Regions from separate parts of the Homo sapiens genome. Here region 2 is linked to region 1. A link is an interaction called in ENCODE POLR2A ChIA-PET data of the cell type or tissue named here. Cell type or tissue: IMR-90. All regions are shown on one strand.

Region 1 (4,000 bases):
TATTTATAAACGGAAGGCACACAAATGCGAAGGTAGCTACAGGATTCTAAGGTAGTTGTTTGAACATCAGCAGAATGTGTACGTGCTAAGAGGATGTAATTCATGGAAAGTGAGCAGTGCCACAAAGGAATTAAGTTGCCAGGCTCAGGCAAACATCACTGATGGTACTCCCCATTGCCTTCTGTCCAAAGTAAAGGGTGTATATGTATATGAATGTTTGCTGCCCACATAGACTTGAAATGTTTGTCACACTAAACATTTGGCATTCAAGGATCTGACATTTGAGGTTTCAAGGTTCACTGCATATAACAAATGATTTTGCTAAGTATGAATCTGAATTACCTGTGTTGCAGGACAGCTTTGCAGGCATGAGTGAGTTGGCTGGTCAGTGTGCCTAAAGCTGACCAGCTCAGTGTGGTTTTACTATTTTATTTAACACAGGATCTCAATTAATCCTCAGAAAAATAAGTAGGGCTATTATTATCCCCATTTTATAGCTAAGACAGATAGATGCTACACTGCGGTATCTTGAAGATTTCAGAACACATTTCAGTGGTCTTGCTTGAAATACTGTGTTGCTATTTCAATGCTTATGCCTACCCTCCCCAATTAGACTTTAAGGATTTTGAGAGCAAGTAGTATATATTTACTTCTCCCTAAAGTGCTTAATGTAAGGCAGTAAACAAAGCAGATATTCAAGAAAATCTTTTGAACAAATACAACTTATTTCCATACAGATTTCGCCTTCTCAAGTTTCATGGGCCCAGGTTAGGTGATAAGTGTTCTCAAGAAGAAAGCAGTTTAAATTGTAAGCCTGAGGAACTAGCCTCTATTTAGTCTTAATTTAATTCTGGATCTAGAAGATGAAAGTTAATGGAAAGACTTTCAAAATACAGATACAACCAGGAAACAGCTCCAGAAAATGCTTGTCCATATGAAGCAAGGATCACAAGTGTAAGGTCTTTTATAGTAAGTTCCAATAATGTCTACATCAAATTCTTGTATATTCAAATATTTACATATTTGACAATTTATGTGAAATCATTACCATTTCTATACATAATATGAATCCATATTATTCAAACTGACATTCAGTAAAGCAACAAAAATGGAATACTACCACAACCAACAGAGAATAGGCTAACTATTAATACTTTAGGCTCTAAAAAAAATTAAGTGAAAATCCATTCTTGACACTGTTCATTTACATAACAATAGTGGACAGAATTTCTGGATTTGGAGCCATCTATGTAATTCCAATGTTAACATTTCCATTTTGATGAAGTCAGACTAAGTGCATCTGCAGGAAACCATCACTACCGTGGAGAGAAACTGCACTGATAATGTTGAAACACGTTCTGCTGTTGCACATTAATGTCACAGAACTAGACTGGAGCCTGATTTACAAACCACTGTGTTGTGTTAGGCTATGCTGCATCACATTGGTTAAAACCAGCACAAAAGCAAAGTCTTGCATTTAAGCAAATTCAGAAGGTGAAATGGGGGCTGCCGAGAATACCACACCTCAGCTTACTCACTATTCCACTTCTATACCCCAAGGACTTAGCTCTTTCATTCTTCACCAATACTTCCACTGAAGCCAACAAATGGGTAATGACCCAGAGGAAAGATGTTGGTGATAAAATCTATGGCAGGAATTTGGTTCCTAAAGCCCTTTAACCATTTTTGTACTTTTGACTAAGGTTCAAACTTTACAGACACATTAATGGGGGCCAGTCATCTTAAAGTTTGGAAAATAAATGAAGCAAGGTTTGGGGAGAAATTTTACCAGAATTCACGTCTATCCCTATGGAAATTTACAATTGTAAAATACAAGCAATGTAAACACAAGGTACATTTTGTCCGTCGGTGGGTGGGGAAGGGGGGGGCGGTCCTGAAAAGCCAAGCAAGGTTTTTTAGAAGTCTTAAGTGTGGAAGAAAAGGTGATGTATACATACTCATCCCAAGCTTAATTGCTATGACTATGTAGTTCCATTTTTTCCCTAAGTATAAGTCAATTCAAGTGCTCATTATCTTAAGTCAAATATTTTGCTTCCAGGATTGCTAATTAGAGTGACGGCAGAAATACAGCATTATTTTTTAAAAATCTCATTTACATAAAATGGTTCAGAATCTACCTAAATGAGAATTTTTTTTTTTTTTTTTTTTTGAGACCGAGTCTTGTTCTGTCACTAAGGCTGAAGTGCAGTGGCACAATCTCAGCTCACTGTAACCTCCACCTCCCAGGTTCAAGCGATTCTCCTGCCTCAGCCTCCCGAGGAGCTGGGGTTACAGGCGCCCGCCACCACGCCCAGCTAATCTTTGTATTTTTAGTAGAGATGGGGTTTCCCCATGTTGGCCTGGCTGGTCTCGAACTCCTGACCTCAGGTGATCTGCCCACCTTGGTCTCCCAAAGTGCTGGCATTACAGGCGTGAGCCATCATGCCCAGCCTAAATGAGCAATTTTTAAAATCATATTTTTGTACTGAAAATTTACAGATCTGAATGGACACCACTAAAGAATAAAGACAAATATTTTTTAAAATTTTATGACTAATTGTCTGTCCATAGTCATATTATAAATTCTTTCCAAGAAAAAAAAATCCAAATTTACCTTTGTTATTGATCTCATTGATCTGGTCCAGTCCCTCTATTTGATTTGTGTACACGATTTTTGGATTAAATATAGTCAAACAAATCATAGAGCATAACACCCTATATGTCACACACACAGCATATTGGAGTTTTTCTCCAAAGGTATATGCATAAATTATCCCACCAGGAATATTTACCAGGGTCCTGCTGCTTTTCCTCATAATTTCGGCCTAGGTCCGTATGCAACTAGCATACAAAAGTACTGACAAGTTTCCTAGAGTAGATCATGTGTCCTTGAAAACAACTAAGGGTAGAGTTCTACCATATTTCTTAGCTAAAAAGTAGCTGGCAACTCTATTTTCATTCCATCCATCATTTTAAATCTGTGCAACAATTATTCCATACCAGCTTCTAGTTTCAAGATACTACAGCCAAATGTTCTGCTTGAGTAAAAAACAAATCTAGATGACCCTAGCATTGCTTACCAATATATTTTATTACACTGTACCTAATAAGAAACAACTTACATGTATACATGTTGAAAGTTTAGTAAGTGCCTCACTAATTTATTTTGATCCTTACAAACCTACTGTAAAGCAGGTTATCACCATCCCCACCAAGAACAAGTGCAAACTGAGACTCCGAGACATTTATGTCACTTGTCCAAGGTTACACAATCAACAAAAAGAGTCTTGGAATTCAATGAAAAAAAAAAAATTGATGCCAAATCCAGAGCATGAGACTAAGGATATAAGAAATGGTAAAATGTTTCAACTAGAATTGGCAAGTTATAGAATAGTTCTTCTAGAAAAAGATAATTTGCGTTATTCCTGAAAAGAGAGGAAGAAAGGGGGGGAACTTGCTTAACACATGGACAGAAAGACTAAAAGACTGAATCGTTTCAAACACAGTAACTCTGACCACACCAGAGCTGAAGAGCAGCAAAGAAACAAGTGACCAGGAAGTCAGGAAAGCCATGGGTCATTTCAGTTTTCATAAATGAGTACATTTTTTTTCACAATATCCCTAGAAACTCAGCGAGATGTGAAGACTGTCACAGGCTTAGACCTCCAAGTAAGGAAACTGGACAATTATCAGTCCACTCCCAAAAGGCTTTGCAATCCCGAAGGACTGTTCATATCCACAATTACTTCCTTCTTCCCACGCTTTCCCTCTCTTCATATCTGGCTTCCACACTTAGCACTCTTAATGAGACCATCCATACTAAAGCAGATGTAAGTGCCTCAATTACTTCAGATGCAAGTGCCTCAATAAAATTCATGAACCTCCTTAGAAATATATGCAAAACTATGAGCACTTGCACATTTTTCTGAAGGGATCCACAGCTTTCATCAGTTTTCAAAGTTCCGTGACCCCAAAAAGATAAACACTGCTCTCCAAGATC
Region 2 (4,000 bases), 61 kb after region 1:
GCAGGAAAAAAGTAAGAAGGTACACTATCACCACAACTACTCAACATTATAGTAGAGATTCTAGCAAGTGGAATTAAGCAAGGAAAGTCAAATAAGAATCAAAAAGATTAGTGGTGCCAACATCATCAAAAGAAAAAGGAATCTTAAAAATCAGAAACGAATGGCCAGGTGTGGTGGCTCATGCCTGTAAATCCCAGCACTTTGGGAGGCCGAGGCGGGTGGATCACGAGGTCAGGAGATCGAGACCACACTGACTAACACGGTGAAACCCCGTCTCTACTAAAAATACAAAAACAAAATTAGCCAGGCGTGGTGGCGGGCGCCTGTAGTACCGGCTACTTGCGAGGCTGAGGTAGGAGAATGGCGTGAACCCGGGAGGCAGAGCTTGCAGCGAGCCGAGATCGCGCCACTAAACTCCAGCCTGGGCAACAGAGTGAGACTCCGTCTCAAAATAAATAAATAAGAAATGAATATGTAAACCTGTCATTATTCATACATAACATGACTGGGTATCATGGAAAGAAATCTGTAAAATATTAGAATTAACTAATGAATTTAGCAAGGTCACTGAATAAGGTCAACATACAAAAATTAATTTTATTTCCTCATTTAAAACAATAAACAAGTTAAAAAGTGAAATTTAAATCATAGTACTTATATCAAAAGATATCAAATACCAAGAAATAAATCTAAAAGATGTACAGGGTTGCTACACTGAAAATTATAAAACACTTCTGAGGGAAATTAAAGACTTACATAAATGGAAATATATATACTATGCTTAGATTCAATAGAATTTCAATCAAAACCACAGCATTTCTTTTTAACTGAAATTGACAGTCTGACTCTAAAATTTATATGAAAATTCAAAGGCTGTGGAATAGCTAAGACAATCATGAAGAATAATAAAAAACCTGAAGGACTTACACTACCAGATATGAAAACCTATCTGAAAGCTACAGCAATAGAGACAGCATGTCACTGATGTAGAAACAGACAAACAGACCAATGGAACAGAATTAAAAGTCCAGAAACAGACCTGCATGTGGCTTAACACTACCACAGCAAGCACTAGGGAAAATGGTCTTTTCAATAAACGGAGCTGGGTCAACTTGATATCAGTGTGAAAAAAAAATGAACTTTCACCATTACTTTACATCACATGTAAATGTGTACAGTAGACCCAAATGCGAAATATAAAACAATAAAACTAGAAGAATGAACTCGAATGTCTTTTTTAACTCTGTAATAGGAAAAGATATCTTAAAACACAAAGAGTCCTGACCACATAAAACAATGATAGATAACACTGCATTAAAATTGAGAACTTCTGTTCATCAAAAGATAACACTAAGGGAATAAAAAAGTCAACCACAGATTGGGAGAAGATAGCTGCAATACACATACATGGGGTGTGTGTGTGGGTATGTGCGTAAACTATAAAAAGAACTATAAATCAATAAGAAGACTGACTCCCAATTTATTTATTTTGTGTGTTTTTGCTATTCTTTTCTGACTACTTGCTGACTGTTGATTCCCAATTTAAATTGGACAAAAGACTTGAACAGGCACTTCAAAAATGCAGACATCTATGCGGTCAATAAAAAAATGGAAAACAGTTCAACATCAGTAGACATCAGACAATGCAAATTAAAATTAAAATGCCACACCAATATAACTCCACCAGAGGCTAGAAGACTGAAAATATCCAAATTCTGGCAAAGGTGTGGAACACTGAAATACTAATCCGCTGATGCTGGGAGAGTAAACTGGTATAGCCACTACCGCAAAAGCTTAGCATTGATAACCTATGACTCACCGATTCCCTCTCATCTATATACTCTTGAAATACGAAGCTGAATTTCTTCCAAGAGACATATAAAGCAACATTCACAGCAGCATTACACCTAACAAAGACGGAAGATAAGCCAATGTCTACCCACAAGTGAATAAATCCATAAACTGTTCTGTATTCACACAATGGGATGAGAATTACTACCATAAGCAACAACAAAGATGAACCTTACAGACATAATGTTGAGCAAAACACACCAGACATGAAGAAGTGCCTATGATTCTAGTTACATGATGTTTAAAACAGATAAAACTAAAACTACAGTGATAGAGATCAAAATAATAGTTACGTACAGACAAGGCTTTAAGTAGAAGAGGGCAAGAAGGAGCCTACAGGTATGAAGGAAATATTCTTTACCTTGCTCTAGCTGTTGATTACACAAATATAGACATATATAGATAGAAATATACATGTATGAAAATTCATTACGTTGTAAATTTAACATCATACTTGTTATTATATGTAAGTCATATCTAAATTTAAAAAGAGGATATTATCAACAATATCATGTTAATAAATTATAAATTTTAAACTTCTAGGGAAAAAAAACTTACCAAAACCAAAAAGAATAAACAAAATCTAACCAATCCTACAGTGAAGAAGAAAATAAATCCAAAATTTAGAACTTCATTAGAAATGAAGAAAATCTCAGTCTCGGTTGGCTTTACTGGCAATTTCTACAAAGAGTTAAGAAATAAATCCATCTTAAACACAGCAGGGCAAGAGAAGGAGCACTCATCCACTCACCTGATGAGACCAGCATAACCTTGATGCCAAAACTCAATAAGGGCATTATAGGTATTTAAAACACACACACACACACAGACACACACACACACAAAACAGAAGGCAGGCAGGCAGGAAGGCAGGAAGGCAAGAAAGAAAGAAAAGAAAGAAAGAGAGAGAGAAAGAAAAAGAGAAAGAGAGAGAAAGAGAGAAAGAAAGAAAGAAAGAAAGAAAGAAAGAAAGAAAGAAAGAAAGAAAGAAAGAAAAGAAAGAGGAAAAAAATTAAGACACCAGCCTCATTCATGAACACAGATACAAAGAATGTAAACAAAATTTAGCAAACCAAAATGGGCAATAAAATACCATGGTACAATAAAGTTGGGTTTTTTCATGGGAGTCCAAGGCTGATTTAATACTCAAACATTTATGTAATAGGCCACATTAACAAAATAAAGGAGAAAAAAACTTGAGCATCCAATGGACAGAGAAAAATAACTGGATAAAAATTAATATTCATCCACGGTTTTTTGTAAAACAAAAAAAATCAAAGGCAACAGAAGGAAACTTTCTTTCAGAAAAAAAGGATACTGTAAAAGAAAAAGAAAAAAGGTTTAAATAAAGCCAAAATGGAACATCAAACCTAACAGTGAAAAGCTGAGCTTTCTGTTTCAAATAAGAAACAAAATCAGTATAACCATAACCATTATGATGACATCTGTAAATCTACTCAATGTAAGGAAGGACAAAGACTTCTGAAAATAACTAGAGGGAACAAATGCCATAGCTTACACAGGGCCTAGAATAGTGCGTGTTCCCATCAGTAAGAATGGAAAACCTCACAATTCATAGGACACAGGGTAGAGTGCTCAAAAGGGTTTTGCCTCAGTAGTGGAGTAAATGAACCCTAGATTAAATGTTGATTTGGTACACCACAGCCTAACAAAACTTAGAAAGACAAGAAATGACTGAACTCTGCCCAAGAAACTTAACAGCATGCCAAAATAAAGTCAGGAATATTTACAAGAATACAAAAATATCTATGAAAACAAGGTAAAGTTCACAATCTCTGGTATACAATTTAAACTTTTAACTAGCATGCAAAGAAGCAGGAAAATATGACCCACAGTGACAAGAAAAATCAACTCAATCAAAAGTGATCCAGAATTGAAACAGATGATAGAATAGTAACCAAAGACATTAAACCAATAAATATAACTGTATTCCGTATGTTCATGTTTTTTGTACTAAATCAAAAAAAAAAAAGAAAATTCAAAAAGTTAAGTCTAGACATATAAGATAAAAAAAAAAAAAAAAAAAAAAAGAACCTCTGAGGCAGGAGAATCACTTGAACCCAGAAGGCCGAAGTTGCAGTGAGCGGAGATCACGTCACTGCACTCCAGCCTGGGCAACAAGAGCGAA

The links. Peaks named below come from ENCODE experiments on the same cell type or tissue, not always from the same donor. Only the 100,000 strongest peaks of a DNase experiment are listed, where the experiment ranks them.
Region 2: POLR2A ChIA-PET joins it to region 1 with 11 read pairs; 4 of 35 experiments call an interaction of 5 or more read pairs at or near these places.

Annotation. Positions count from the first base shown.
Region 1 is chr6:37,956,624-37,960,623 of GRCh38, reverse strand. All of the region lies in intron 2 of ZFAND3 (zinc finger AN1-type containing 3), which reads right to left. Among named protein-coding and RNA genes, the nearest start is that of ZFAND3, 140 kb to the right of the region's middle. In IMR-90, no CTCF peak of the experiment used is centred here; no DNase peak of the experiment used is centred here.
Region 2 is chr6:37,895,362-37,899,361 of GRCh38, reverse strand. The region is part of intron 1 of ZFAND3 (zinc finger AN1-type containing 3); the gene reads right to left. Among named protein-coding and RNA genes, the nearest start is that of ZFAND3, 78 kb to the right of the region's middle. In IMR-90, no CTCF peak of the experiment used is centred here; a DNase peak (open chromatin) is centred at 1,811; H3K27ac peaks cover 160 bases.